Linked DNA regions of Mus musculus: all the other regions are linked to region 2. The links are chromatin loops, found by intact Hi-C in ENCODE. Cell type or tissue: heart. All regions are shown on one strand.

Region 1 (8,000 bases), 550 kb before region 2:
CTTTGTATATCCTTAAATTCATAAATATAACCTGCTCAATCTATATAAAATTACTTGTACGCATACACTTTCAGGATTGGTATTAGATAACCAATCTGGGGGCTCTTCTCCAGAGAAAACTATTTCTGCTGTTCCCAGAATACCTTAGGTGTCTGGAGTTCTTTGCCTAAGATGGAGGCCCTGGGAGATTTGCCCTTTCATATTAGCATGTGTATGGTGCCATCCTTATCCAGCTCTTGCTTAAGCAGCCATGTTGATCAAACTTCATGAAAGTAGCTTCTCTGGCATTTCTAGGAGATCCAATCTCAGAGCAAACTTGCTGATCCTCTGGACCTTAAAATCTTCCTGCCTCTCTTTTGCTATGACCCCTGAGGCTTAGGTGCAAGAGCTGTGTTGTAGATGTGTCTGCGGGGGATGAGCACTGCATGGTCCTTTGTCCTCTGCACTTTGATCTGTTGTGGTCTTCTGTAACAGCTTCTGTTGCAAGGAGATATTTCTCTTGTGGAAAGTAAGATCTATGCTTATCTGTGGGTATAAGGATACACATATAGAATGCAGCTAAGAATAACACCATTTTAGAAAAGTGGTGGTTGTGGCATCTCATCCAAGGTCCATGACTTCACTAGCTCTAGGTAGTTGGCTAGGTGTCCAGGACCAGGTGGGATTTCCCTCTCGTTGTTCAGGACTTTGGTCCAATGAGAGAGCTGCTGGTTACAAGACCATGAGTGCCTCCACTGCACTCGCATGTGGTTGTTTTGGGCAGAACACCTGGGTCAGAGCAGTGGTTGCTCCCCTTCCCTTGGAAACTTGCATGGCTCCTTCTGGTTCCATGAAAGCAAGTCCTCAGGAAAGAGGCCTTCAGGTTGAACCAGCTGAAATCCTCTGTGTACTGTTTCCAAAGTGTCTTCAGCATTAGGGTCTCAACTTCAGCCTCTGAAGGCAACCCAGGGCAGCAGCAATAGCCTAGATTTGGGGAACCTCTTGGACAACTGTGCCCAACAACTCAAAAGGGGGGGGGGTCCCTCACACCTGGTATTGGGATTTTACTAGGTAATTGATGATTCTTTCAGGGAGCATTATCAATCCAAATGAGAATTTTGTTTTATTCTGTATATGTATACACAGACATATATATTCTATGTAAATTTAGGTAGACACATAATAATATGATCCATCCTTTGAGTTTTTCAGAGAATTATTGTTACTTTATCATTCTTTGCCCTTTTTCTATACTTTTCTCCCTTTTCCCTCCCCAATCTAAGACTCCCTGTTTTTTCCTATTTTGCTCCTCAAATCCCTTGTTCCCTCCCATCCACTTCTTTATTTCTCATTTTCCTCCACCCCCATTGGAGCCTTTTACTTTCCTGGTTTCTGCAGGTACTCCTGGTTATGTACTAACCCTGAAGATTTAGGACTAGAAACTGCAGATGATCTAGAACATGTGGCATTTGTCCTGGGTCTGGACTACCTCACTCAGTAGGATCTTTCCTAACTCTGTCAATTTACCTGCAAATTTCATAATTTCATCTTTCTCTACAGCTGACTAGTATTCTGAGCTATACATTGACTGCATTTTCATTAGCCATTTGCTGGCTGATGGACAGTGAAATTCTTTATATTTCCCAGGTCTAGAAAGCAGCAGAGAGCATGGCTCAGCAAGCACCTGCAGAGTGTCAGGTCCTTGGGGCATACGCCAAAGAGTAGCATAGCTCGATCGGTAATTTCATTTTTAGCTTTTGGAGGATTCTCCACACTGGCTTCCACAGTGGCTGCACCACTTTGTGATCCCACCAGCAGTGAATGAAGGCGCCCGTTGTGCATCCCCCTCAGGCGTTTGTAGTCAGTGCTTCTGCAGATCTTGGCCCTTCTGCTAAGATGCAATAGAATCTCAAATGTGTTGTGATTTGCATTTCCCTATTTACTAGGGACCATGAATGTGTTTTGAGGTGGTTGTGTGTGTGTGTGTGTGTGTGTGTGTGTGTGTGTGCTTTGTTTTGTTTTGTTTTGTTTGCTATTTTGTTATCTTAGTTTGATAACTCTCTGCTCAGGTCCTAAGCCCATTTTATGAATGGGCCATTCTCTTGTTGTTGTTGGACTCTTTGTTTTTTGAATTCTTTACATATTATTAACTTCCTTATTAACATTCTGTTAAATGTGTAACTGGCAAAGATGTTCTCTCATTCCGTGGGCTTTCTCTCTACACAATCATTTCTTTAGCTGTGCAGAGGTTTTTCAGTTTTATGAGGTCTCATTTGTCAATTGTTGGCCTCAATTCATGTGCAAGTGGAGTCCTGTTCAGAAAGTCCTTTCCTACTCAAACCATGTGGGACACTGCCTATACCATGTAGGTCACTGCCTATAACATGTGTTGCAGTGCCTATATCATGTGTTGCACTGCCTATACTCTGTGGGGTCTTGCCTGTACCATGTGGGGTCCTGCCTATACCATGTGTGGCACTGCCTATACCCGGTGGGGTCCTGATTATACCCTGTGGGTTCCTGCCTATACCATGTGGGGTCCTGCCTATACCTTATGCGGTACTGCCCATGTTTTCCTTCCATCAGTTTTCACAGTTTAGGTTTCACATTCAGGCCGTCCATCCATTTGGAGTTGGTTTTTGTGCAAGGTGATAGAAATGAGTCTGCTGTAGCCAACATAGCTCCATGAGCTAAGCGGGGTGATGAAGGAATGAAGAGACATATACAAAGGCTTGGATCTGTACACTCTGCTGGGGAAACCTCGGCGCTTTGGAAGTTCACTGGGTTTACTGAAGACAGTTCAACCTTGAACAGGAGGCACAGTTACTGCAAAACACTAACAGAGACACAGGTTTAGCTAATCTGTAGGAGTTATCTCAGTGTGGGAGCAGTCATCGGGCCATAAACATCTGGGAGAGAAAGCTAAGGTGGACATTTAATACTTCAGTCCCATGGGAATGTGTGCGTGTGACAAAGCCATGGTCCTGTCTGTTGATATACATTTACCCAGGACATAACTGGTCTTCTACATTTGGACATCCAAGCCAAGAACTTAATGACACGGACTAAGACTGTTCTGTTCATTATGGTCTGTTAAGTGTCCGGACAGTTACCCAATTCAAAAAATAGCTTCAGTAACATTTTTGAAGGTAGAAATAAACGAGCTAATCTATTACAGGATTGCTCAGCTCTGATTTGGGTTAAAAATAACAAACAAAACAAAACATTAGATTGCTGATAGATGTGGAAAGGAAAAGTAAATATTTGGTGATTTCATTGTAAAATATATAGTATAAGGTTAAATATCTTCCTATTTTGATCTTTTTACATAAGAGATTTACCAAATTATTTCTTAAGCTAGATAAACTGTTTTCCAAGCTGTTTTTTTTCCTATGGAATGTGACTGATTGTGCATTGCTAGAACTGCCTATGATTCTGCCATCACTTTAAGCTTTATTATAAAAGTTAATACTTTTTACTCTGTTAATGGCAATGAGGACCTTTCGAGCCTTAAATTAATGACCACATGAAACAAATACTTGATTGTTAACACTGAAGTCTAAAAATAATCCCCCACTGTAGCCACCAGATGGCAGTGTCCAATAAATCCCCTCCTCCGTTGAGGAATTCTTTCATCAGCCACTTGATGGCATTGCTCCATTGTTTTCAAAAGCAAGCGACTCCTGGTTTTCTTCTAGGTCCCTGTCTTCATTGTGTTCTATTCTGCAGTTGTCCTTGTCTCATGGCAGCCTTCTACCCCCGCCCCCAAACCCAATTCCAGTTATGTATAATGTTTTTAATGAGATGATGTTCGGACCAACTCATGGAAGCATATTAATCATGATTTTTTTCATTCTAATTAAGCTATATTTTTAGACCAAAAGAAAAAGTCTATGTTTAAAGAAAATAAAAGTCTATGTAAAAGTCTTTAAAGTCAATGAAAAGACTGTATGGATATATAGTAATAAAATATTTATTGGGGGTGGATATGTGTGATGTCTTTCTCTTAAGGCTTTATTGTTAGTTTTTTAAGTAGCATCATGTTGTTGGATTATATTATAATTTCACATAGGGGACCTTCAAATTGTATTAGCTGTAGTAAAACACATGGCTGTTTATACTTTCACTGTTTATCACTTTTAAAGATTCTCGGGGAATACATCTACAATCACATTAGTGCTCCCAAGTAATTGATAATTTGGAATGATTGGAATAATGCAGGCGAATTAGTGTTTTACAATTGGTTTTGTACTTCTTAAGAGAGTCGTAACTTCTCTTCTGAGTTTACTGGTATCCTCACTAGCTTACTTTGATCCTATTCAAATTTGGGGTGGGCACTTATAAGAGAAAGGTTTAAGTGATTGTACCTTTAGGTATTGTTCTTTCAGAGTGTGCAGAAAGTGTTCCCGGTGAGCTAGCCTGGGATTGCTCAGCCTGGGAAGCAAGCAACTGCTGAGAGAGCTTTCAAGTCAGAGAATTCATTCCGCATGGGGTACTGCTTTTAGCACCTTCTGTAAGGCAGCAAGTCATAGATGGCTTAAAACCCATTAGAGACGAGCTGTTCTGAGTTACGTCTACTTTCCTGTGGGAGAAACTTTTAACACAATATTTTAAATCTATTCTTTGGGAATTTCATACATGGAGACATTGTATTCTGATTATATCCAGTGTGCCCCCTCAAACTTCCCCTGGCCCACCCCAACCTCTCCTCTTCCCAGGTATAACCTGAAATCAAATCAGTGCTACCTGTATGTGGGTGGGTGGATGGGTCATCCACTGTGGCATGGGCACCCTACCAGTGCACACATTCCCAAAGGAAAAGGATTCCTTCCCTCCCAGAAACCACTGACTACAAATAGCTACTCAGCAGAGGAGGTGAGAGGTACCTGTGAGCCCCTCCTTCATCCATCCTTGCATGAATTCTTTATCTGTAGAGCCTCAAGTGGTTTTTCTTTGTAATTTTTTTTTTTTTTTTTTTTTTTTTTTGGCTAAGGCATTCTTTCAAAGCTTCTGCTTTCAAAACGCACCAAGTGTGTGCTTAAAATCTTGAGAGTCCTTCCAAAATGTCAATCCTTGGGAGGCTCGCCGCCACGGCAGGCTTTTTAAGTGTGTGGCAGTAACTGGGCGTAACATGTGACTGACACGACAAGGCTCTCTGTGAGTGTTAAGGTTGAATGGGAAAGTCAAGATGACAGTATAGAACCAAGTCATGGTTGGCTGGAAAGCAGGCTTGATATTACCTCGCTGCACCTTTGAATCAGTTAAGATCGGATTCTGGCAAACAACAGTGTAAAGAAACAAATGCTCAGCTAATTAGAATGCAAAGGGATGAGGGGATGAGGTGACATCGGATGGTCACAGGTTGGTTAGCACACAAGCTAAGGACTAACCTTTCTGACTTCCCCTTCTACCTTCCCATCTGTTAGCTCTGTCCTCCGGCTTGTCTCTTCATGGCCACTAGTTCATTTTGTGTGTCTAGCAGTTGTGCTTAGATACTAGACTGTCCAAAAGAATAAAAGACATCTAACTCCACCCAAAGGCCCCAGAAGTAAACACCCTCTGTTCCCTTTGCCTGGCGTTGCTTGGATACTCATTTCTGGGTCACACAGTGGTGGGGTAATTTGATTTCCATCAGAGCCTGAACTCTTAGACTTATCACTAAGTCACTTAGTGGAGGGAAGAATTTCCCAATGGAAAACATGGAAGGAGTGTAAATGGGTCTGAGCTTGGCAAGTGACCACTGCTGAGGCTTTTCTTTGCTCACAGTTATTGGTGATATGGGAGAACATGAACAGATTCAGTTACCAGAGGAATGAGGAGGTCCTTTGCATCTCAGGTGTTTCGGTGTTCTCAGCGTTACAGTGGTCCACCCACCTTTGAGATTATGCTGTCAGCCCAGGGAAGGCTGCTTTGTTTTGTATCACAGCAAATATCTTCCCATTTATCTCCTCTCAGATTTCCATTTAGCTAATAAAAGGAATCATTTGTTAGCAGATAAATATTGAAACTTCTGAGCTTTCCTGCTTTAAAGCATAGTTCAAGTTTATAAGTGTTGAGCGGTAATCCCGAGATATCAGCAATGTCTAGGCTGCAGAAAGTGATTGGATTCTGTCTTCTGTATGAGCCCATGGTCCATCATTGCAGTAAAGTACCCGAGTTAACAGGTTTCATGGAGGAAAATTTTGTTTCATGCAATGACCAACTGATTATTTTGTAACTCTGGTATCTGTGGTGAAGACAGAGCCAGAGCAGGGTAGTTACCTCTTGGTAAGAAAGAAGCAGAGATTGGATGGAGGGCAAGTGGGGAGGGGGGCTGAGGAGTGCTGTGATCCACTTTCTCCCAGGAGTGCCACCAGATGGAGAACAACCCTTGGAGACAGACCTGCAGGGGCATTTCAGGGCCAATGGAAATCCTGTAGGGGCTCCTTCTTCACTCTGAGATAATTGCCTGGTCTCTCTTACAAAACAAGATCTGCTTGTTATAAATTCCATCAAATGGCCATGAGTCTCCCTTCCTAATGTTTAATAAGTTGCCCCCAACTTTGGATGTTAACTGTTACCTTGTGTCTTTGACTTTTTCTGCCATTTTCTGCTGATTCCTCGAGTTTTGTCCTCCCAGTTCTCCAGGACACAGAGGCTGGACCCTGGAGAGTGTCTTTGACCATTACCACCTTGTGCTCTGAGCTGCCAGCTGCTGCGGATTGTCTCGGGAATTGTCTTATTCACCCCCAAGCTGCTGCTATTTCTCACTGAAGTCATTTTAGATTCTCAGAGATCGGCAGACTCTCTTCCCTGAATTTGGCTTTTCAACAGTCTGGCATTTGAAATAGGGTTTCTGTTTGGCTATTTTTTGCTTTTATTAAATATTCCGAGAGGTAACCTTTCAGTAACCTATATTTGCTTCTTTGTACACTAGAATTACGTGCTGCACATGAAACCTAAGGAGGCTAAAATGGTAGTAACCAGCTACGGAGTACAGAGAAAGCATTAATTAAAGTGTCTCACAGCTAAATCTTCTCTATTAAGGAGATAAATTAGAACTGTTGGAATTTACAGAGGCCAATTTTGAGACGGCAAAATAAATCCTATTTTTAATCGTACCCTGAAAGTAGGTTGACGTAATTGTAGGCAAATGTCAGTAAATTCTGGGAAACCAGTTATTTATATAAACGGTTATTACATGGGGTGCAAATCCAGGCCTTGTTGTTATTCCTTAAAGTCACTGTGTGCTTTTCTTTTTATTCCTGTGATTCCAATCCTAAATCCATGTACCAAGTGCATGAAGGGGCCACACCTTCAGGACTGCTGCTGACTCTGTATGCAATGGTCTCTTGACCAATCTCTCACTTCACTGACTTTTCTCCATTCAAAAGTCCAAAATTTGGGCCAGCAAGATTTTTTAATAGCTAAAAACTCTTAGTACTAAGACTGACAGCTTGAGTTCAAATCCTGGGACCCACTTGGTAGAAAGAGACAACCAATTCCCAAGAGTCACCATCCAGTTCCCACAAAACATGCTATAGCACACCCCACCCCTACCACACCACGTCACACACACACACACACACACACACACACACACACACACACACATGTACAGACATTAAGATGTTCTTGCAGCTGGGCAGTGGTGGCGCATGCCTTTAATCCCAGCACTTGGAGACAGAGACAGGTGGATTTCTGAATTCAAGGCCAGCCTGGTCTACAAAGTGTGTTCCAGGACAGCCAGGGCTATACAGAGAAACCTGTCTCGAAAAAAACCAAAAGACCAAAAACAAACAAACAAACAAACAAACAAAAACAAAAACAAAAAGAAGTTCTTGTATAATATTCTATTATATTTTATTTAATTATTTTTGTATGTATTAAAAACAATTAAAACTATAATACAATTTTTAATCCAAAACGTGACCAATGTTATTCATGAATTTGAGGAATGTGCTTTTCTTTCTAATTGTTTTTTCTTAAATATACATACTTTGGAGCTTAAAAAATAAAAATCTAACCACCAAGGGCAAACC
Region 2 (8,000 bases):
TCTTTCTCGACTTGGTGTCCATTCTGACATAGTGTCTACCAAGTGCTAAGGATCAGTATGTTTGGATGCAAAATACATGAGGGAAAGGTGAGCCAACTAATGGATGTGTGTTACCCACACAATATTGCTTTCCATGTCCAGCACATGGAGAGCTTTTAGAGCATGCAGTGCCTAGGACCAGGTTGACCAACATCTCTACGGATGCATCTCAGGCAAGAGTGTATTAAACTTCTGCAGGAAATTCCAGTGTACAGCCAATTAAGGGCCGTGTAAGCCACCATCCAATCTTACTCAGGATGGAGGTGTCTCCCTGAATACAGAAATTTCAATGTCGAACTGTCACGGTCCTGAGCAAGCTCGGTGGTTTATCACTTGTACTGATCCAAACTGTCATCCAGGACGGTTCATGAGTGATGTATTTTCAATTTTTGAAAAGCCAAAATTCATTGGCTTCATGTTTTTATTTGACACTTTCCTAATTACATTCAGGCCCGTAGCTCCCCTTGACCTCAGTCACTCCCGTCTCTGTAGGCTCTTGCTCAGGCCTGTGCTACTATTGACTTGGGTAGTGTACAAACCTGTGACGCATAAATGATGACAGGGATGACTAAACCATCCCAGCATGTAAGCATCAACCAGAGGACCAGCGAAAGAAGCAAAGTCACTCTCTCTCTCTCTCTCTCTCTCTCTCTCTCTCTCTCTCTCCCTTCCTCTCCCCCTAAAAATTAAATTGATATAGCCTTTATTAGAGAGAGAGAGAGAGAGAGAGAGAGAGAGAAAGAAAGAAAGAAAGAAAGAAAGAAAGAAAGAAAGAAAGAAAGAAAGAAAGAAAGAAGAAAGGAAGGAAGGAGAGTTGAGGATGATGTTAAAGCCAGTTCAGCAGTTCAGAGCCCTGTGGCTCACAACCCTCTCTAGCTTCAGTTCTAAGGGATCTGACACCCCCTTCTGACCTCTGCAGGCTCCAGGCACGCACATGGTATATACACAAACATTCAGGCCAAACACTCATCACATAAAACAAAATAAATAAATCTTACAAAAACCTTTTTTTTAGAGAAAACAGACCTACTGTGTGATGTGGCCCTACTGTGTGATGTGGCTATTCCATGTCCAAATCAGTACAGCAGAGAGACATTTGGGCTTGTGTGTTTATGGCAGCACCATTCACAATACTCAGGATATGGGATCAACTCAGATGTCCATCACCAAATGAACAGTTAAAGAAATGTAGTGTATTTATACAAAATGCAATACTATTCACAAAAAAAAAAAAAAACCCACCTGGGGAAACATGTAATTTGCCACAGAAATAAAACTGGAGGACATTATGCTAAGTTTAAAAAAAAAACGTAGCCCAGAAAGGTAAACACTACAAGTTCCTCTTAGATTTGGAAACTAAACATTGATATCATGGAAGTAGAGAGATGGGTGATGTGGGGAAGGAAGGGGTAGAGGGTGGAGAGAGGTGTTTAATGTGTGCAGGGGTACAGTCTGGTAAGAGGAGTAACGTCTACTGTGCTGTAGCACTATAGGAAAACTCGGGTTTACAACTGACTATATTTCTAAAACAGATACTAGAGGGAATTGCATGTTCTCAATACATATACACAAATGTTCTGTCTGAGTGATTCTAATCTTATTCATAGATACAGTGTACATGTGTCTAAATGTCACACCATAGCCCATAAACATGTACTTACTGTGTCAACTAAAATACAAAAATAGACTTTTAAAAGAGGGAAAATAAGAAATGGTTTAAAAAGCCACCTTCTGTGAGCCTTCCCTTTTTCCTCCTCCAGGTTAGGGCATACGCGTTCTCATATCTCCATTACCTTGACGTGAGTTTGCATTCCCTGTTGTTATCTGCGACAATAAATGATTTTCCTTTTTATTATTTTATCTTTGTTTTATGTACATTAGTGATTTGACTACATGTAAATCTGGGTGAGGGTGTCAGATCCCCTGGAACAGGAGTTACAGACAGACATGAGCTGTCATGTGGGTGCTGGGAATTGAACCTGGGTCCTCTGGAAGAGTAGCTAGTGCTCTTAACCGCTGAGCCATCTCTCCAGCCCTGATACAAAAAAAAAAAAAAATCCTCTGCATGAATCAAATTAATAGACATTATTTCAAACAGTAATCAATTCACTCCAAGAATGTGGCTTAGACTTAAACCATCAACTTGTGGACTCCAAAGTCAGACCTGTGAAGGAAACACAACCCAAAGTTCTCAAGAAATTTATCACTCAAGGATTGTCCCAGGAGGGGGGTGGGGCAACAGCATCTCCTGAAAACCTGTTAGAAATACACAGGCTCAGGGCTGGAGATGGACCTCAGGGTAGAGCATTTGCCTAGCCCTGGGTCCAACCTCCTATATAATAAAAAAGAAAAAAATGACAAACCCCAGGCTCCACCCGGAACTCCTGAGTCGGAATGTAGAGGTGAGCCGCAAGGGTCTGCAGGGGCATGCCGGGTTAGACACCCGTGCTCAAGCTTGAGAAGTGCTGAAACAATCCGCTGATGGACACTGTTTGCACAAATCACTTCAGTTGAGTGTGTGCGCGGTTGTTTGGTTGGTGGTTGGTTCGTTGATTTTTGAGACAGTGTCTCATCCTGTAGCCCAGGTTAGTCTAGAACTCACAGTAGCATTCCTGTCCCGACCTCTCAAGTGCTGGAATTATGGAGTGAGCCACCATGTCCAGCTGTTTGCCTAAGAGTCTCTCTCTCTCTCTCTCTCTCTCTCTCTCTCTCTCTCTCTCTCTGTGTGTGTGTGTGTGTGTGTGTGTGTGTGTGTGTGTGTGTGTGTGTGTGTGTGTCTATCTGCCTGTCTTTCCTCTATATTTGTCTCTTTCTGTGCAGGTGTGTGTATATATGCCCATGTGTATGTATAGAGCTGTACATACATATGTGTATATGGCCATGTGTGGATCCCAAGGATCCTCCTGTCTCTGTCACCCCTGTTCCAGCACTGGATCAAAGGCACAAAACACTCATGCCCAGTTTTTATGTCCCTATTGGGAACTGAGCTAAGGTCCCGTGCTTACTTAGCAAGCTCTTTACATCCTCTCCCCGCCCCTGCCCCCTCCCCCACCCCCACTGCTGTTTGCTGTTTGCTTAGTATCGATCTGCAGAGTCCAGAAGAAAAAGGCATGGGACGGTCACGCAGGAAAAGAGGCATCTGGGTCCGCAGATTCCTGCTCCTGATGCACACAGGGAACATCTGGGGGCTTCAGAGACTCCTGGCAATGTGATGGAATTGGTGCGGGGCTGTCACAGCCTTCGTGTAAAGATCTCCAGATAATGCTGACAAGCAGCCCCAGGTGGGGGTCGCATACGTTCATAGTGTGGTCAGCAGGAAGTGGGCCCTCATATTGATTCTAACCTTCCCCAAGGAGGAGCTTGTGGGGATGGTCAGAATTCACAATGGCTGGCTCTGGCTAGAATGTCACTGCCCCATAATAAATGTGTCTGGGCATTCTGTTAGGAGATGTGTGACCTTTCCCTGTCACTCTAGCCAACCTGGACTTGAGCATCTTCATCTGCCCGGTGCAGATAGCAAGAGCCAAAGTCTAGGACCGCTTGGGACATTCCTTAGCACAACACATGGAAATTCCTAAGAGCTTGCCAAACATATGTTCACTTTTCAAATTCTCTGAGCCAAAAGAGAGTGCTTTCTGTTTTCTCCTCTCCCCTGCTAGTAGGATATTCAGTAGAGTAAAAATGGAGCAGGGTGCAGTGAGGTCTCTTATTCCATACGCCAAGGGTATCAATGGGGGAAAAAACCTGTTGGCATGTGAACTCACATATATGATTCCATTTTGGTCGCAGGGCATCTCTATTAAATAAGATAGGATAATTTTTATTGTTTTCATTTTCTAGCTGGCAGAACAGTGGCTTAGAGAGGTCCTATCTCACCCAACCACAAGATGGACAGCAGAGGATGCAAGATATTCCCACTACCTTCTAGGCTGTACCTGTTCTCAGCCACACAGGCAGCTGCTGAGGGGCCGCATGTGTGGACAACATGCCTATCACAGCAGAACCTTCTGTAGAGACAGAAATGTTATGTGTGCTTCTAGTCACACGTGGCTACTGGGTATTGAAATGCAATCGATGTCGGGCATGGCGACACTCACCTGCTATTCCAACATCGAGGAAGCCAAGCCAGGAATGAGTGCCCCATCCTGTCTTTAAAATAAACAGTAGATAGATGGATGGATGGATGGATAGATAGATAGATAGATAGATAGATAGATAGATAGATAGAAGATAGATCTACAGTGCACAGGAAAACAGACCGTGGCAAAGAAGGATCCCCCTGCGCGCGCGCACAGACACACACACAAAATGTCATTAGTGGAATGGAGTCACACGGCTTGGTTGTGGAGAAGAGGAATCGATGAAGAAGTGACTGGAAGGGTCTTCGTGGCATAACTAACTACTGTGTTTCTCTTGTCTTTTTTTGTTTGTTTGTTTGTTTTTGTTTTGTTTTGTTTTGTTTTGTTTTGTTTTGTTTTGTTTTGTTTTGTTTTTCCGTCCCACTTTATACAGGTGCCAATGCATCCGCCCCAGACCAACTGAGCTTAGCTTTAGCCTGGAACAGAGTTGACATCGCTCGCAGCCAGATCTTTATTTACGGGCAGCAGTGGCCGGTAGAGTATACGTCGTAGTCGTTACCCTTGAAAAGCCACCATGCGCTTGACAAGGGTTTTTAACGGAACCTTTGAAAGTGGATCAGAAATTTGGGCGGGGTTGGGGCGGGGATGGAGGAATCTTCTTTTGCATAGCATAGCTGGGCAGCAGTCTCGTGTTTGGGAACATGCTGTCACCTAGTGGACGATATTGCTAAGCGCACCACTAAAGGTTCCCTGGCTCTTAGCAATTTTTGGACGCATAGCCTATCTTATTATTCAATCTTTAAAGATACAGTTATAAAAAAGTTAAAATTTAGAGGAGTGGAGGGAGGAAGGGAGGGAGGGGAGAGAGAGAGAGAGAGAGAGAGAGAGAGAGAGAGAGAGAGAGAGAGAGAGAGAGAGAGAGAGAGAGAGAGAGAGGATTCGCATGTTTCTGGTTGTCTTTTAGGCGAGCAGAAGGAGGAAGCTGCTGCCACCAAATGGCGGCACGTTCCTGCTGGTTTGCTAATGGGCCAGGCCTCTGTGTACAGGTACCATCTGGTCCTGGTGGTTGAGCGCAGGTCGACCTATCCCAGCACAAGTGAACCAAAGCTTTATATAACTGCCCGTGGCTTTTTTTTTTTCCCCCGTCATTTGGCTGTCAAAAATCATAACTTGGGAAATGGGCCATTGGGTGATGTGCGCACGCATCCACGGGTGGCAGCCCAGCATCAGCTTGGAAGTAAGACTCTCTGAACCTTCCATCCCCAGGAGCTCTGGCCACCACTGAGTACCTGTCCTTATAGAGTTCAAGGATTTCTAATCGGGGAGCGTATTTGTCAAGGAATCTGGACGTTGAAAAAAATGAGAGAACGTGAGAAGAATACAAATCACAGCCAGTCCAGTGCTCCAACCCAGAAAATACATTGTTCTTAAGTTATGTGACGCCAGTTTGCCTCCGGAGTGTCCGTTACTACACACCTGCACACCTGTCCAGGCCTGTTTGGCCCTCAGCTATGTTTTCCTGGGTTCCTATCCTCAAGTCAGCCGGGGCTCTCATTCAGAGCCTAGGAAAGAAGGAAAGGAAGGCAGGAAAGTGTCTAGTGCCACCTGTACAGGCACAGCAGAAAACTAGCCAGAGAATCCATCAGGAGGAAGACCTTGGATCCTGAGGCTCCAGAACAAGAAAGAGATTTAGGAGAGAAAGTAGCTTCTAGACCTGGAGTCCTTGACTTCTGTTTCCCAAGACCTGTGCCTCCAGGACCAGGGGTGCCACCTGGCATCGGAGCACTGGCTCTGTCTGGTTTATCTAGAGACTTGCAGATATCAAGCCTTCTGGGTGAGCCCGGAGGAACTGCGCTTCTCTGACGTGGGCAGGCTAAGTGAATATCTTGAATTGCAGGTAGGGTCCCTGGAGCAAGCCATGCTGGATGCCCTAGTCCTGGACAGAGTGGATTTTGTGAAATTACTCATAGAAAATGGAGTAAGCATGCACCGTTTTCTCACCATCTCCAGACTAGAGGAACTGTACAATACGGTAGGGCCAAGCTAAGATGCCTTTTCATTTCTCTTTCTCTTCTGTTTGTTTCCCTCATCCTGCCTGCCCATACCCCCATGCCTGTGATTCTCTTCCTGTCTCTCCTGTGATGCATGCGTCATTCCTCACTTGCATTCCCTTACACCTGGATAGACGACAGACACCGAGTCACCAAGAACTCACTTGTTCTAACTGCTCAGTTGTCAGCATCTTAGGCAAAAGGTGTCGTGATCACCATAGGGCGTTGTTCTCAGATTCTAACTCAAAACCACAAGCAGGTCTCTGTCAATTGGAACACACGCACTCTGTAAGCCCAGGGAGGTGTTGGTGACAAATAGTGCAAGGAGGGTTGGTTTAGCACCAACCATCAAATGATGCTTATTAAGTAGCTTGTATCACCATGCCATCCTCGGAGCTACTAAGTTCACACACACACGTGCACACGCACACACATACACACATGCACACACACATGCACACAAACACATACACACATGCACACATACTCACACACACATACACACATGCACACACACACACACATGCACACACACACATGCACACACACGCATGCACACACACCCTGCACCCCCACACCATGATAGAAAGTATAAAATACCCTGGAATCATCCAAAAACATGTGTGGTAGTGGCTGTTCTTTGCAGTGGCATTCACTAAAAAAGCCAAGTGTGTTTAAAGAACTGATGTTGTTTTTTTTAACCATTTCACAGATGAGAAAACTGTGGCAGTCTTAGTCTATTTGTGCGGCCACAACAGAATGCCTGAGGCTGAGTAATTTATAAAGAACATGCTTTCCTTTGTCACAGTTCTGGAGGCTGGACGTCCAAGATCAAGGTGCCAGGAGCTTCACTATGTAGTGAGAGTCACTTTGTCTTTCCAGAATGTGTCCACTGGAAGGGGCAAACGCTGTCCTCTTAGGACAGAAAGGTTGGAAGTACAGAAATATGAACCCACTTCTGTCTAGCCCTCAATTCCACTTACAAAGAAGGTACCCTTGTAACCAAGTCACCTATCACCTAACAGCCTCATCTCCCCCACTGCATAGGAAATGCAGCATGAATTTTGTAGTCACAAAAGTGTAAAACATACACAGAGTAAAACATACACAGAGACTAAGAAGTAGTTGATTAAAGGTCCTAGATCTCTGAATAACAACAACGGCAGAAAGAACTCAGTAACAAATTTAAGCCTCTTTTCAGAGGTTGCTTTTTGATTCACTGGCCACAATGTCTGTCCCAGCACCCTGAGTGTGATGGGATAGAGCTATGGACCGGCCCGGACTAAAGGCAGACGGTAGGTAATAGCAGCTAGCTTCATCTTAATGCCACTGCAGGAAGTAAGTCAGCTGGCAGAATAGATCCAGACTTCTGCTTCCCCTACAAGCTTGTCTTGCCTCAACACACTGAGACTTACAGTAATGAATAATGGGCATCATGACTTAGAAATCAGTTAGAGAGTTATGGCGGTACGAAGGGTCATTCCAAAGCCTGGAAAAGAAGGAAAGAAAGAAGCCTATTCCTAGACCTCAAGCCAAGGTCTCATCACTCCCATCAACAGGTGGTGGTCACCTGCAGGGCTCCCATAATCAAACAGGTGGTGGTCACCTGCAGTGTTCCCATCATCAAACAGGTGGTGGTCACCTGCAGTGTTCCCATCAACAAATAGGCGGTAGTCACCTGCAGTGCTCCCATCCACAGGTGGTGGTCACCTGCAGGGCTCCCATCAACAGGTGGTAGTCACCTGCAGTGCTCCCATCATCAAACAAGTGGTAGTCACCTGCAGTGCTCCCATCATCAAACAGGTGGTAGTCACCTGCAGTGCTCCCATCA
Region 3 (8,000 bases), 330 kb before region 2:
CGTACATTTGGTTAAATAATTCATCGCATTATTTACTTTCCGTTTGTCCTCTGAGTTTTTTTTCTGTTCTTGTTGCTAGTTTGAGATGCAGCCTTATGGTTTGTCTCAAACTGAGTTGGGACTCAATGTGTAGCCCAGGCTAACCCTAAACTCATGATAATTCCGCTGTCTTGGCTTTCTAAGTGCTGAGCTACTAAGTACCAAGTATCCATCGCCATGTCTGGTTAATACTGCTTCTGAGCGTTTGCATTTTCTCGCCTTCCTTGTGTTCTTTATAAGCACCTTAACTAAAGGGATAAAGTCACCTAAGAAAGTCAAGACAGAAAGGGGAAACTCACATGGCCTTTCATGCATTGTGAGTGTGAAATTATTGGTGTAAGCATATGACACAATACAACACAGAGGGCGTAATCTGGTCAGATGGTGTGTAGTGAGTTTGTAGAGAAATTGGAGCTCTTGCACAGTGTTGGTGTAAACACTAATAGATGCAGCCACTGTGAGGCAATAATGCAAATTCCTTAAAGATGAGAATTCTGAATTCTGTAGCTCTTACCCACTTATATGCAACCCACCAATCCTACTCTGCTTTACTCACGCTAAAGAAGTGAAAACAAGAAGCGCTATTTGTACGCTTTTGTCCATAGCTATATTATTCACAATAGCTCCAAATGGCAGCAACCCAAATGTCCCTGTTGAGTACAACAAACAAGAAATATGTATGCACATACAATGGGATATTGTGCAGACTTAAAAAGAACAGAAATGCTGACACGGGCTTCAACATGTCCGGACTGTAGAGACGCACTGAGCAAAATGAGCACACAGACAGACAGATGCTGAGGGATTCTACTGATGTGAGGCACTTAGTGTAATTAAATTCACAGACACTAAAAGTGACATGGCTGGCGTGGGGCATTGACAGTGATGATGGTGGTGGCAGCAACAATGGGACTTAGTGTTGCATTGTAAGGGTTTTGTTTTGTTTTGTTTGGGGGGAAAAAGATAAAGAATGTTTGGGTGATGGGTATAGATGCTGGCTGCACAACTGTGACTTAAAGCACCTCACCTGAACATTTGAAGATGTATGTCTGTAATACACACACACACCACACACACACACACACACTTACAGAGACATGTAATATGTTCACGGTGGGAATTAACTATTCTCAGGCTAAAGGAAACTCCATCTAACACACTGCTCAGCACAACCAATACTTGCTCTCAGTGAAATGTGGATATTCACTCAAGACACAAATCTGTTCACAGCCTTTCAAGAATGAAATTAAACATGTCTGGATCATTGATTCTTCTCTCTGCTTAGTTTACTTTTACAAGAAAAGCTTTGGATTATCAAGTGGAAATTCAGAACAAGTGTGAAGGCTTTAATGGCAAAGTTCAAAGTCTTGTGTGATAAAGGAGGCACTCTTTACGTGACATCAAAACCAGAGACTTCTTTCGTAAATTTCCATAGCAGTTTACAACTATTATTTCAATGTCCATGCTACCTGTTGAGTAGAGCACAACTCAAGGCAATGGCCGATTTCCACAGAGTCTGAGCCCAGGTTGTATGACTGGGAGTGCCTGCATTCATCTCAGTCCCAGGCTAAAACGATGAATGTACTCCTGTTTTATTATCCAAGACTCCTGAGCAGCACTGCCCACAGCTGGCAGAGGTGTGGATGCCTCTCCTGAGTGCCTGGCAAAGCAGAATGGAGAGTCTCAGTTCCTGGTTTCGTGAGCGTTTGTCAGAACAAACAAACTAAGGGCACTAGCTTAAGTAGGGCCCAGTGTCACGTGAGTACCTGCATGTCAGACAGCATCCCACCCATAGAGCCACTGCAAAGGGGAAAATAATGTCTGTTTTCTCTTAAACTCCAAATGTAAGAAAAAAAAACTGATGAACAAAAATGAGAAATATTTATTTAGGGCATCTTTATACTAGATTTGTGTTTTCAGTTGACAAACTCAAGCTCTCCTAATAAAAATAGGCTAAGCAAAAAGCACTCAGGGGGCCAGAGTGGTTTAATTTAAACCATTAATTATTTTCAAAAGGATTTTTGTTATGAAGAGAAAGTGGAAGATGTAGTAACCATAACAAATGCAGCAGTATATATAAAATAATAGGATGGCATTGAGGCAAGACATCTCATTCATGTAAATAAACATAAGCGGATTAAGCCTAACTTACAAGAACAATTTTAAGATCAGGCTCATGATACAAAACCCAAATCAATGCTGCATGTGTGAAATACACGTAAAAATGTGTTCTGGATGCTAAAAATGAAGAAATGAAAGCAGGCATGATAATATATGTCTGTAACCCTCAGAACTCTGAAGGCAGGGGTAGGACTGCAGTTGTGAGGCCAACGGTTTATTATCAAACGACCCTCGGTTTGCTTCTCTCTCCTCTGTTGTTCAATCATAAGTTTTAGGATGTTGGAATCACATAGTGTTATTAATCTGTAGAATCCAGGACCTAAGAAATCCCTATGGGAAGAACCTAAGCCAAATGATAGAAGACAGAAAGGAATAGCCACAGAAGCAGGCATCCATGAACTAAAAATCAGAGGGGGGAAGAAAAGGGAGGGAGGGAGGGAGGGAGGGAGGGAGGGAGGGAGGGAGGGAGGGAGAGAAGAGAGAGAGAGAGAGAGAGAGAGAGAGAGAGAGAGAGAGAGAGAGAGAGCTTGTTCTTTAAATAAACCTTCTCATATAGGAAAAGTGTTACAAACAGTAACTGAAGGGGAGACCGTGTGTGAATATACAGGAAAGCTATGAATCCATAGAATAATAATAATAAAAAAAATGCCAGCAGGGAAAGTTCATAAAACAAAGGAAATTAAAAAACTATTTTGGGTCTTTTGTCCTACTCTGTGCTAATCAATTGAAAAAAAAATCTAACTGAAATAAGCAATTTCCTAAGTAAAGGCAATTCCTTGGCCTTAAGAGATAGAAAACTTCAGCAGACCAATTTGTATAAAGCACACTTAGTTATCAAAGCACAAAGTAAATTCTATCCAGACTCCCATGGCTTCATCACCTCACATACACTTAAATTATTTCATATTTACACAAATAAAAAAATAATAACTCTCAAAGCATCCTCCTGAAACAAGTATGAAATGAATGTCAATGTTACAAAGTTGCCACAGGATTGAAGGGGCAGCCTGCTCTCACACAAGATGGAGTAGACCTTAGGTAACATGTATGATGGAGGAAAATATATTTTAATATTTCAAAGATCTTATAATAACATCATATCACTAGTAAACTTGCCATAGTAATTTATCTAGGGAGAGAAATCATATTATCTCCATAGGGGAAACAAACCAAGCCAGTCTGCTCTATATAGCAAGTCTCAGAGCATCACCCAGGGCAATAGAGGACACACATACACACACACACACACACACACACACACACACACACACACACACACACAACCTTTATAACATTATTCATAGTAAAATTGTGGGGAAAGTCCAGTGCCCATCCACAGAAGATTGACTGCATAAATGTCACACAGTAAGGGACAAGGAACCCAAAGGGATGAAAAAAAAAAAAAGAGCAAACACCCTTAAGTGGGGGGAAAGATGGTTCAAGGGGTACAACATGTTAAAACTAAATCTGCCAAAATGAAACAAGTTAGACTGAAAAGTTTAAGAATTGGAGCTGATGGCTGGACAGCTGAGAAGTGGCCAGACACGGAAGTTAAGGGAGGCAGAAACAGCAAGCACAATGGGCTCACCTACATGGGCAGAGCCACTTCCAAACCAAGGGCCCTACCATATTTGATTGTGTACTGAATCAAACAACAAGAATGATTAGACATTTTTGGAAACCTCGACTGTGGACCGATATCACGTTTCTCCTCATGTGAGGTTAATGATGTGGTTGAGCTCGAAAGGGCTATGTTTCTAAAAGGTACATGCAAACAAAGTACTACGGTAGCTAAAGCTAAGACTCAGTAATTCCATACAACAAGGCGTAGCGGTTAAGTGGAGAGCTTTGGTTCAGTTATTTTGCAGATTTGAATTATTCAAATAAAAAGTTGGGAGACAGAGGGAATATCCAAGGAGGAGATGTTTATTATTCTTCAGGTCAGGGATTCACATTTTAATAATGATTTCTAAGAAGTGCATTAGTCATCATAACTGAATAAGCATGCATTACTCATCTGGTACACTATTTGTACAAGAAGGCAGAAGAATTTATCTAGTTCAGTTTCTAGAGAACAGAGATATAATGGAGGAAGAAAAAAATCACGGGAAAGCATGATTTCTGTTCTAAGTGAATTTTGGTGACGTCTGTATGGAATAATTTTGTTGTATATTCAAAAAGCTTTAGAGACCTCTCATTACAAAGACATGCCGCTCTTGTTAGATGCGTTTCTAGAGGCTGTTGTTTGATCTCAAGGTTCAAACCCTAAGACCAAGGTATCCAAGTTTAGTCAAGAGAAGTATATCTCTTGATGACGTTTCTGCATTGAATTCTTCTGTGTAGAAGTGAGATCAAAGAAATGCTGAAGAATGAGTTAATAACTAGATGCAGAAACTCAGTCTATGGGCTTCAGATCTCAGAGTGCTCAGTGCAGATCCTCCCCCTGTCTTAGCATATTAACCACAAGGGGGCGCCCAAGACTCGGTACCTGCTTGGTGCTGCACCTACACTGTTGTCTCTATTGCTTAGATTTATAGAAAACCATTCCAGTAGGCCCCCTGCTTATTCACGTACATCTTCCTCTGCTAGCAAAGCAGTGAAACCAAAACTAAAGTGACTGAATTCCAATGTGCTGTCACCACCACCCCCCCCCATGCAACACGTGTTTAAAACTCCCTCCTTTCCTAGAACGCAATTCAGCTGCCTGTTCACAAATAGTCTACCATCAGCGCCATCGTCCTGCCTTCCTTCTTCAGTTAGAAAGTTTATGTTTTTTGCTTCGACTCCCAAACGGTTTATTTTCCAAGGCTACATTATTTCTAAGGCAGGGTTGGGGGAATAAAGTGTTTTGGTTTTGACCATGACTGCATTGATTCTGGCCAGTGTCCTTACGAGTTATGTGTGGCTCCAAGACCTTTAGAAGTAAACTCAGGAACCAGATGTGATGGTAGAGGATAGAGAGGCAGAAAGACAGGGGTTGTATGTTTGAGAACAGTCTGGACTTCGCAGGCAGACCCTCCATCTCAGCATGTGTGAGCACTACAGCAGTTATTTATTTTAGGGTTGGTTTTCTGGTTTGGGTTTTGGGTTTGGTTTGGTTTGGTTTGGTTTGGTTTGGTTTGGTCTGGTCTGGTCTGGTCTGGTCTGGTCTGGTCTGGTTTGATCTGGCTTGGTTTGGTTTGGTTTTGGAGACAGAATCTCACAATGTAGCCTAGGCTGAATTCAAATCTGTGAACCTCCTGCTTCAGCCTCCCCAGTGCTTAGATAACAATCACCACTCCCACAATCTTTGCTAATACTTGTTTTGGTAACCTGGGTAGGAAGGACATTCATGTGAGAGTCCCGGGTTATGTCTCTTTCTTTACTTCTATTCTCTATTAGCTACCCAGCATTCCTACACTCAATCAGAAGGCACATGATTGCCGAATTGGTTATATACACAGCCCAGACGTTGTGCACAGCCCTACCTTCTGAGTAGGTCCTAGGGTTCCCAGTCCACATCACTTAGCCTAGCCCGGACTCTTGTCCTCAAGACTAGAGAACTCTGACAATGGCTTTGGATTCTAGAAGTACTTGTAAACAGAATCCACTCGGGCACCCTCCCACGTAACACCGTTTAAGCCTCTTCTACACCAACCCGACACCTGATACAATCAATGCAAAGCCGTTAGCTAGAATTGAGGAAATCTGACCCTTGATATTTGAAAATGACCCTGTTTGTATTCTGAATCCCTTGAAGTCTTTTCAATAAAGAAGGGTATTTGACTGTTCTCGAGCTGCCACTGCTTATAGAAGCAACTGCATCGTATTATCCGTTCCGTCTACAGACCTGCCAAGAACGATGGGTTGGAGGACAGAGCCACTTATTTGATTCTGAGAATATGTTTATTCTGTGAACACTAATGGAAAAAAAAATAGCAAAACTACCACATGTCACCTCTCAGACTGAGGTGACCCTGCTGACTAGAAAGCAGATGCGCATTGCGTTGCTGGCTTCTTGTAACAGCTACAAGCATCGAAACATCTTAATGAATTCAAAGTCTGGAGCTGTTCCCTGTCTGTCTGTCGGTGATTCTTATTTAAATAGCAAACCCTGTTTAATTGGCTCCAAAGGTAATCAGGCTAGACACATTTGGGGTGCTAACCGACAAAGGAGAGGCAAATAAATTACAAAGAAAAAATCTGAATTTCTCTAGATCCCAATAAAAGTAAGAAAAAATTTCATTCTGCTGTGTGTACATGCTTTAAAACGTATCTTTCACTCGAAACCATATGCTGGGGGAATTACTTTTATATCTGGGGATGAACCTGAACCCAACATTGGTATTTTCTTTCCAAATCTTAGTAGTCCTTCAAAATGGCTAACGAAAAAACAACAACAAACAAACAAACAAACAAACAAAAAGAATGACTAAACTGAGGTGGAATTCAACATTTCAGCCTGAATATTCAGCCCAGCCAAATCTTCAGGCTCTGAATTAATAAACTCATTCCGTCTGACTTGATTTTAGGGTCACATTGAGCCAAAACCAACTTCCGGGGCTTGGGAGCCTTGCTTTGAACAGAAGGCTGTTTGCTTGTTCCCAGTGGGAATACATTATGCTGAGTGATGGCTTCCTGTTTGTCCTGGAGGGGCCTCCCTGGCCTGAAAGAAGTCACAATTTGGGTCAGCTCTCTCTGCAGGGGCCATTCCTGACAGCTTTCTTGGGATAAATGAGATCTGAAACATCGGGCTTTCAGTATATGAAAAGGTCTTGGCACAAAGCCCCCGTCTCTCTACAGAGGGCTCTGACTTTGAAAATGCCCTGCATGCTGCAGTTTTTCCCCAGCCCACAGGGACTCCTGCTGGGGCATCTTGCTAGGAGGTCCACGTGCTCCCGTGCTCCCCACGTGGATAGATTAGATGTCTGTGGGAGGACTGCCCAGAAACTGTTGCACCTTCTGAAATGACAATGCAAGGTGCCGAAGGGTAAAAATAGCCCTGGATCAACACATGAGTCAATGGCTGTATTTAACCAATCTTCTGTTAGGGAACAAAAAAGCCTTAAAATGCCACCATGCTGAAAATAACGGGCAATTAAAGCACACCGAACCGAACCCATGATATGACTTGTGGCAGCCAAGTGTTCTCCAGAAGCCTCCTTCTTGGAGAGCTAATTGCACGGGGTTTCCAGTCTTTAGCTTCCCCCTCAGGTTTCCTACTGAGCCCTTTACTCTTTTATATTTGAGAAGCATAGATTCACCCAGGCACCCAGGGCAATACTATTACTGCCTGTCATTTCTGATCATTTTCAAAAAAAAAAAAAAAAAAAAAAGTGCCCTGTACTGCTAAAGTCTTAGAATGCTACAATCTGAAATGAGCTATTGATTGCCTGGAGGATTTAGAAAGGGAAAGTTGGTGTCCAGAGACAATATTCAACAGCTTGGAACAATTAATTCAAGGGACAGCACACCTGCATAGTACTTCAGGTGTGATGGATAGCCAATTACCAGGTCTCCGCTTTCCTAATTCTTGATCTCTAGAGAGGTTCTGCTGGGGTGGGCATGTTCTCTTTCTCATCTTGCCTGAGTGTCTTCCCTGTGTAACCCATCCCGGAAAGGAAGCTATCATTAAAAGAAAATGGAAAGACCATCTCGAAGGGAGTTTGAATGGGACCAGAAGCCTAAGGGAGATGGTGGCTGCCTCAAAAGGGTGTGATGCAAACCACAGCAAGAATGGAAACGGTGGTCGTACTGAGCAAACTTGCCCGGGTTGACTAGGAAGAAAAGGAAAAGTATTGCTTTCAAAGGTAAAGTGGTCAGGTCTAGAAACTTGAAACTATAATAGTACAATGTGTGTT
Region 4 (8,000 bases), 250 kb before region 2:
TTACTCTGGTTTTCTTGGTTTTTTTCAAGCCCACATCTTAACAAAACAGTCTGGAACAAGGCTTTGCTTGTGTTGAGTAGATTTCTTAGAAACTGACCTTGCCTTTCCTGAACTGTGTGAGGCTATAACTTGAGATTGAAGATACTTGCATATAGGTCACTTAGCGTTACAAGCACACAGAGCCACACAGTTGGATTCTAGGGCATCAACTACTGTTTAAGAATTCAACAATTTACAACATAACACCTCCGTAATAGAACATTAATGAAGCTTTGTAGTACTCATCTCCGTCCTTAACAGAAAGGATAGATTTAATTATTTGTAAGCGTTAATATTAATATACAATGATGTCAATGCTAAGATTTAGATGTGTGAAATAGCAATAGGGGTATAACTTCATGGCAATACTTACCTAACACACAATGTCCTGAGTTTAACTCCTAGTACTGCAGTCAATGTGAACGAATGAATGAATGAATGAATGAGTAAATGAACAGATGAATGGAAGAAAGAAGATAGAATAGATAAAAAATATGCATGTTTGACTTTGGTGCGTGTAGGGTGTATGTGTCCATGGGGTTGAACCTAGGACCTATCAAATACTAGAAAAGCATCCCACCATTGGTTTATCAAGTGACTTTGGCTCCAAAGACCTGAATAGCTGTGTGGAAGAATCATGCAGTTGTTCATATGCCTGTGACTTTGCTTTCTGTGGGTTAGTTAGCTGCTGGCAACTATAATCTGAAGAGATTAAATAGGAACCTCCAGAAATAAATATTCATAAGCTTTATCATTTATTATTAGAATATGTAATCATAGCCTACTTTTTATAGTTAATATTCTTACTTACCTAAGCTATGAATTATGCCTTATCATGGGTATATTCATACAGGATAAAGCTTTACATACACAGGGCATGGGTCTAGCCTGACATTCTGGCTTCTATCAGAAGCCTCAGATTGCATCACCTCTAGATAATGGTTATGGGTAAAGCAGTACTAAAAGGATGTTGGAAATCAGCCACTTGGTAAGCCAAGAGCTCCTTTCCAGCATTCATTAGGGTGGCTTGAAAGAAGAGCATGTAGACTGTACTTTATCCTGACTGGGTACTGAGCCCTGTCCTGGACCACGGAAAAAGCTATGGTTGGCTGGCAGGCTGGAAATCATAACAGTTCTCATCACACATCAAATGTCAATCTGTGTCAGAACAGAAGCCAAGGCTTTTCTCAGAGACAGGCTGGATGTAAGCAACAGAAACACATTCAAAGCCGTCTCCACAGAAAGTGGCGGAGGATCAGGGCAAGTTCTCAGACGTGAAGAGCACGGAGCATCGAACATCCTTTCATGAGGCTGCCTGATTGCCTGGCCTCCAGGTTCTCTCTAGCATCCCTCAGTCCCTAGTTGGCATACCCTGGCCCCCAAACCCTGCACTTTCCAGCCCAGAAACTGGGCTGCCTTTTCCCCAGAGGCTCCTCCCTATATAATCCAGACATTTTGCTCTCTCCCTCTCTCTCTTCTTCTCCTTCTCTTCTTCTCTGAGCTTGTCCCCTCTCTCTTTCTCTCTCTCCTTCTCTCTCTTTCTCTCTCTCTCTTTCCTCTCCATTTCCCCAGGTCACCTTCCCTGGCCTAGGTTCTTGGGGCCAGTGAACTCACCCGCTAAAGAGCAGCTTTAATATATTCTAATCAGGCATGAATTAACTCATTTCACCAGCAGAGAAATAACCTATCATCCATGCTCATGTTTGTCATGGAGTTTTCTTAGAACTCAATCAAAAACGCACAGCTTCCAGTCACAGTGAAATAAACAGAGAGGCCATGCAAGCCAAGCAGCACTGTGATGGTCACAGAGCTCCAGTTTCCACATGTCCTAGCTATGTTTTCTGTTTGACTTAGAAAAGGAGAGAAAGTCCTACCGATGTCCCATACCTAGATGCACACCCAGAGATAGCACTCCATCCCAGGTCCAGGCTCATGTGTGTCCCCTTTCTCCTACTACCTAAATATCTAGATGGCCTGAAAGATAGAGCAATTACTCAGAATTTACAGGAATTTTCAGAAAGAATCAGTCTCCAATCTAGCCTCTGCGCCCAAGCAGAACATGCATTGATTTAGAAATAAGAAATGTCTCAAGAACACTCCTAATTTTAAATGTATGTATATATATCATATGATATATATATACATACATATATATATATGATAGAGAGAGAGAGAGAGAGAGAGAGAGAGAGAGAGAGAGAGAGAGAGAGAGAGAGAGAGAGATAGAGATATCACTCGTAAGTGGGTTAGAAACTCTTCACTGGTAAAAAAAACGAGAAAGTTGCAACAAAGTGGAACATGGGCAGGAAACAGCCTGAGCCACTGAGAAATGGCCTTGTCCAACAGGGAAGGGAGACCCAAGTTGATTATTCCTGCCCGATAGTTTTCTCATAAATCACACCGCTGGCAGGACAGGTGGCTGTGTCTTTGCCAACTCTCTCCTTTGTAGGAAATGGGACACCCTCCACAGTGCCAAGACCCAACAAACATACTTCAGGAACACAGAACAATGTTCAAAAAGACCTTGTAAATAGCAGAGACCTGTAAAGGACCTACTGGAAACAGGCAGTCTGAGAAAGTGTATAGTGTGCTTACTTTCTGCTTTTGCTCCACAAGAAAGCTTAGTTTTCTAACTTAAGTTGCTTTTCTAAGTAATGAAGTTGACTTGGAAGGCAACAATGTCCTTAAGTCTGCCTGGGGTGTTTAAACTATTTTACTGTTTCTTAGGCAATGCTGTGACTAGCATTTGTTGGCATCACTCAACTCACATCTGACTGTGTCTTATCCATGCTTTGATGTATTTTTATCTCCTACATACAGAGTATGATCATATGAAAGTAAATTTGATTACCTACAAAAATGTAGGGAGATGCAGTCTCTTAAGCTTACACATAAAATAACTTTTCTCGGGTTCTCTTGGCTTCCCTTGAAAAGAGAACCGAGTGCAATGAATTCTCAGATACAATGTGATGATAAATGGGAAAGCATTTCTGTATGCCGATAATAAACTATGGTATGAGACCCTGACAAATATGACTGAGCCCTTCAACTGTGACGGTCATGGAGATTTCTCACACCAGCTTTCACATGACTGGCAATGGAGTCCCCTTAGAGCTGGTTCATTTTCACCTTTAAGCTGAAAACTTTGTGATTGAATCTATTGCCTGACAAGGGAACCATTGTCAGCAAAGGTTTTCTCTGACTGTAAGTCTTAGCTGATATATTTTGCCACATGAACATTTATGATCTCAAATCTATAAAGTCACTGATAGCTTTAAAAAAAATTTAGTTTCAAAATGTCTACCCTAAGCATCCCCGGGAGTAAAACCAATCACCAGATGTGATGTACTTCAAGGAGCAAAACAAAACAAAACAAAATCCATCAGATGGAGCTGATGTGGAGATGAGCAAGTTAGGTATCTAAAGGCAATGCCTGCTGGTTTACACATGATTCGATTTGTTAAGTTCTAGCATTAAAGGCCAAAACTGGAGTATAGGTTAAGAAAGATAATGATCTCTGTATTTCCTTAAAGCAGGAGTTAGCTTACATAAGTTGTGACTTGTTTTTGAGATGTCATTAGATACCAAGGGATCTCAAATAGAATGTTAACGCTTCTCGCCCTGCCTCTATTCAAATGCCCAGCAAGGGAGACTCTACCTTTGTGATTTTTTTTTTTAAAAAAACAAGTCCATGTACAATCATGTGTATGTGTGTGAAATAAAAGGGGCTCATATATTTAGTATTACCAGGTTATATAAAAATAGTCCATAATTGGGTTAATCCAGAAATGTTTAGAAATAATTGAGAAATACTGTTTTGTCCTGCTTTGGACTTCGGCATTCCTTACTTAGATAATTTGTAATATATGTTTGTTTCTTTGACTAACATGTAACAACATATCCATCATATTCCAAAGTTGGAGTAGAAATTACTATAGCTCATTGCCTTGGCAACCAACTGCCAGTAGGCTGTGTACTGTGTTTGCTCTTCTGAAACTTGGATGGATTTTCTCTGTGGATTTGGTAACTGGTGTTTGGGATGTGCCGACTGTGGGCTGAATTTTAAGGGTGGTCTGTTTTCTGTTTGTTTGGATTTGTTCTTTTCCTTTTCTAAGAGGACTCTTTTCTTCCCTGGTCATGAATAGAAGACAAGGTACCTCATTGAAATCGAATCCTCACCCGGACTGACACTGTTCTCAGGAAGGTTAGACTGGCCTACTTTCCTCATTGTAAACACTGCCTCAACAAAGCAAAGAGTTCTTCTGAGCCCCAGCTGTGTTAAAGAGGACTTGCAACCCATGTGGACAAGAAGAACTGATCTCTGCTCCTGCTGGCCAAAAGGAGCTCTTACACCTCTTCCTCTAGCCAAACAGCAAATTGTTTGGCAAAATCAGTAACTTCTAACACCCGCCATTTAATTCATGACCTAGGAATACTCACGATTTGTAGGCATCTGCCCTAAGAACAATATGAAACCCTATCACGATTCACGGTCTTCTGTAACTGACCCTGTTCAACTCCCATCTCAGAGTTTCACAGCGTCCCCAAACCATTTTCTCCTATGCTACTAGGAAATAAGTTAAGTCACTAGGAAAGAAGTTAAATTTAATCCATCATTGCTGTGGGGAGGTGATTCATCATTTGGTTGCCCTCGGTACTTTTCAAACACGTTGTTTTCATCAATCTGAGCAGACTGGTTTTATGTTTGAGGTACGCCGTCTCATTTTTCCCATTCGATTTGGGGCCTGTGAGCAATTTCAATACTAGCAAAGCGCAAAGTAGACTTCATTAAAGACCCTTGAGCAGCCCTGCACAATCAATCAAAAGTTATAATTTGCAGTGAAGTAAGTTTAAACATTGGAAAAACAGCACCATCTGCTGGAGAGGCGCAGGCAGGGAAATATGTTTGTGTAGTAAACCTGGGGGCCCAAGCTCTTTGCTACCTGTGTATGTGTCATGTGAAGGCATTGTGGTCACTTTAGTGACAATAAGGTAGGTTCCGCTCACAGGACAGGGAAATTTGCCAAGCCCTGTTCTTGCTCTATCTTCATAGACATAAGCCTTGAGAAATCACTTTGTAGACTAAGTGGTCAAGATGTATTTATTAGAACAAGATGAACATGGTTGGGTACCTCACACCTTCAGCTAGGAGAGGGGAGGTCAAAGACTCAAGATCACACACAGGCTATAAGATGCAATGGTGATGTCAGCATCTCAGCCTTCGACTCAGGTACACAGGAGAGCAGGCATCAGGGTCCTCAAGCTGCCCAACCTCATGGCGAAAGTTATGGAGTGAGAAGAGAAGGTGCTCATTTCATTTGAATCAATAATTGTAGTTCTAGGAAGCCACCTAAAGACGAGTCTGAGAGAAATAGAAACAGGAATGTTCATTTCAACGTTACTTCAGATGCTGAGGAAGTGGGGCTGGCAATCATTAGTGAGGAACAGTTAAATCATGCGCTAGATGCTCCTGCTGCATTAAGTGTCACATTTTGAAAAATAATGATGTGGGAAAATCGTACCATCTTAGTAAGGTTTATGAAAAATGCTGATAATCAGTGTAATTATGGCTTGGGGAGGGGGAGAATCAAACAAGGAAAAGAGATAGTGATGACCACAGAATGAACTGTTCACAGTGTTGACCTGGGGCTCTGTAATTCTCTGCTGTATCTATGGGGCTGGGCTGTGCATCTGAGCAGGACTTGACACAACCTCTACATCTGCCCACTAAATGCCATGGTCATCTTTTTATCCAGATGTGACAACCCAAAAATGTCTCCAGACCTTACCAAACATCTAGGGGCAAAAATCATCTCACTGGTTGAAAGGAGACGCATAAAGGCAGAGACTTTAGTTATATCTAATATGTTGATTACAGGAATCAATGCAGGCCTTTGGAGGGGAGCAACTAACTAGTTCCCAGTGTCTTTTATAGTGGAAATCCTTAGGATGTTGCTCTGACATGTGGCAAGAAAAACTCAAAGGAGATACACGCCTCTGTACAGGTAGAACAAAGATTTTATTTATGACAGATGTCCTTAGGGACCTACAATCCCTTCCTTTTGTGCTAAGATTTTAACTTCATGTCCATTTCACAGTGAGAAAGACTTGGTTCTCATTATTCACAGGAAAGGATATGTGGCACTGTTGACCTTCGGCATTTGCTCTACTTTCCATAATTTCCTACAAGTAACACAGGCTGATTTGTTATTAGAAACTATTAAATGTCATTAATAAGCCCTAGGAACAGGTGAGTAAGTAGGCACCCAGTCCTGGCTGCTGTTAGTCTCATGTGGGCGCCACAACCTTCACAGTCTCTACCCCCTTCCAGAGTCTTCTTAAGACGAAGCCTGTGCCATTGTAGGAGTGCGTGTGACCATGAAAAAAAGGCAGAAAGTGCTGTGAAGACGTACTGCTATTTTAACAAACATTTCCTTCAGGTTTCCCAGGCTCCTTTTTTCATCATCTTAAGTTGGTTCAAATTCATAATCAAGAAATTCCAGCAAAGTCAAACAACCTACAACATCCACCCTATTGTCCATAGACAGGCACCGTAGTTTATCATTTGTAGAAATATTTTTTTCTACTTGTGCATAGTTTTCTTTTAAAGGAGTGGGCTGTTTTTGCTTTGTTTTTTTTTTTCAAATGTGAGATTCTACTTCCCCCAAATTTTCTTCAGACAAAGAACCACACAGCTGTTTCTCCAATGTCTCCATTTGATTTGTATGTTCAGTTTATTAAACTAGTAAGACTTAATAAAGTCTCAGCACAGAGAGTTATGGACCCAAATGTCAGAAGCCCAGGTTGAGACCCCTATTTTCAAACTCACTTTCAGCATTTAGCAGCACCTCAGAAGGGCAAAATGTCCTAAAAAAAAACAAAACCCTCACACTTTCTCCAGTCACTTCAAGATCATAAGGCACTCTATGTCTGCTCTCATGAAGAAAATCTTCCAACAATCCTAGGGACATCTGATCAAGTATGGGAGCTATAAACCTATTCAGAAGGGACATTTCCCATCATGAGATTCAGACCTAATAGAAACACACAAGAGAAAGGAGTATGCCGAGCCTTTCTTTCCTCCTCCCTCTTCTCTCTGATGCCTAGGCTACTCTGTCCAAGTTTCAGGCCGATGAACAAAGACTTAAAGGACTGGCGAAGTTATAATTTGGCCTCATAGACTCTTGGGCTCACTATGTAGACTTTACAGACTTCTGTATATGGGGCATATTTATTACTTTTTTTCAGAGACTCTAATCCACCTCTATCTCCTGGACCGATTCTATATCCTTTGATTCAGGCAGTACCTCTCCTCTCTGGCTGGCCATGGCAGACTCCCATAAGACCTTAGCTGTCCAGTGGTGTCCTTCTCAATGAGAGCTGTCACCATTGTTCCTCTTTGATAAGACCCCCTTTAAGACATCCTCAAGCTAAAGGACATTCATACAACCTAGTTAGTTCCCAGGCCCAGATGTCACCTATGACTATAAGAAATGTCCCCCAACACCTATGGCCTAAGGGCAAGTTTGTTTGTTTATTTGTTTTGCAATCTATTAGGTTCAGTGGCTGAACTGGGTCCTTTTTCCTATGCATCTTTCAGAAGACTGTAGTTCAGGTGTTGGCTGGGGCTGCTGACTCATTTTGAAGACCTGCTAGAAAATGAACCTATTCTGGGCTCTTCTAGTGGTCAGACAGGATTCAGATTTGGGTGACCTTCTAGGAACAGGCACCATCCGTTCTCTGTCATGTGTTTCTGTCCATACAGTAAATCCCAGCTCAGCGCAGAATTCATCAGACTGAGCAAAAGACCCAGGGGGGAGACAGATAGACAGACTGACATGAACCATTGCCTTGCTAGTGTGAATGCAGATATTTTCTGCAGCCTTCCCTCTGACAGGCATGGAGTGGTGCCTTCAGAGGGTCAACTGGAGATTCACGAGACCATGCCATTTGAGAAAGAA

Evidence for each region. Hi-C counts contacts between places; a loop is a spot of excess contacts. Peaks named below come from ENCODE experiments on the same cell type or tissue, not always from the same donor. Only the 100,000 strongest peaks of a DNase experiment are listed, where the experiment ranks them.
Region 1: it touches region 2 in a loop (8-fold over the local background); 30 of 42 quality-filtered maps call a loop at or near these places.
Region 3: it touches region 2 in a loop (9-fold over the local background); 30 of 42 quality-filtered maps call a loop at or near these places.
Region 4: it touches region 2 in a loop (4-fold over the local background); 11 of 42 quality-filtered maps call a loop at or near these places.

The regions. Positions count from the first base shown.
Region 1 is chr19:22,334,035-22,342,034 of GRCm38, forward strand. It overlaps a transcript of Trpm3 not described here. Among named protein-coding and RNA genes, the nearest start is that of Trpm3, 110 kb to the right of the region's middle. In heart, a CTCF peak has its summit at 3,571 (motif pointing right); no DNase peak of the experiment used is centred here.
Region 2 is chr19:22,879,333-22,887,332 of GRCm38, forward strand. It overlaps Trpm3 (transient receptor potential cation channel, subfamily M, member 3), which reads left to right. Exons shown (of 26, transcript NM_001362491.1): 10 at 4,552-4,652; 11 at 6,016-6,150. Among named protein-coding and RNA genes, the nearest start is that of Gm52388, 43 kb to the right of the region's middle. In heart, a CTCF peak has its summit at 4,840 (motif pointing left); a DNase peak (open chromatin) is centred at 4,799; H3K4me3 peaks cover 725 bases; H3K27ac peaks cover 372 bases.
Region 3 is chr19:22,547,746-22,555,745 of GRCm38, forward strand. The region is part of intron 1 of Trpm3 (transient receptor potential cation channel, subfamily M, member 3); the gene reads left to right. Among named protein-coding and RNA genes, the nearest start is that of Gm33649, 76 kb to the left of the region's middle. In heart, CTCF peaks have their summits at 4,620 (motif pointing right) and 6,984; a DNase peak (open chromatin) is centred at 6,776; H3K4me3 peaks cover 513 bases.
Region 4 is chr19:22,626,592-22,634,591 of GRCm38, forward strand. All of the region lies in intron 1 of Trpm3 (transient receptor potential cation channel, subfamily M, member 3), which reads left to right. Among named protein-coding and RNA genes, the nearest start is that of Mir204, 120 kb to the right of the region's middle. In heart, a CTCF peak has its summit at 4,928 (motif pointing left); no DNase peak of the experiment used is centred here.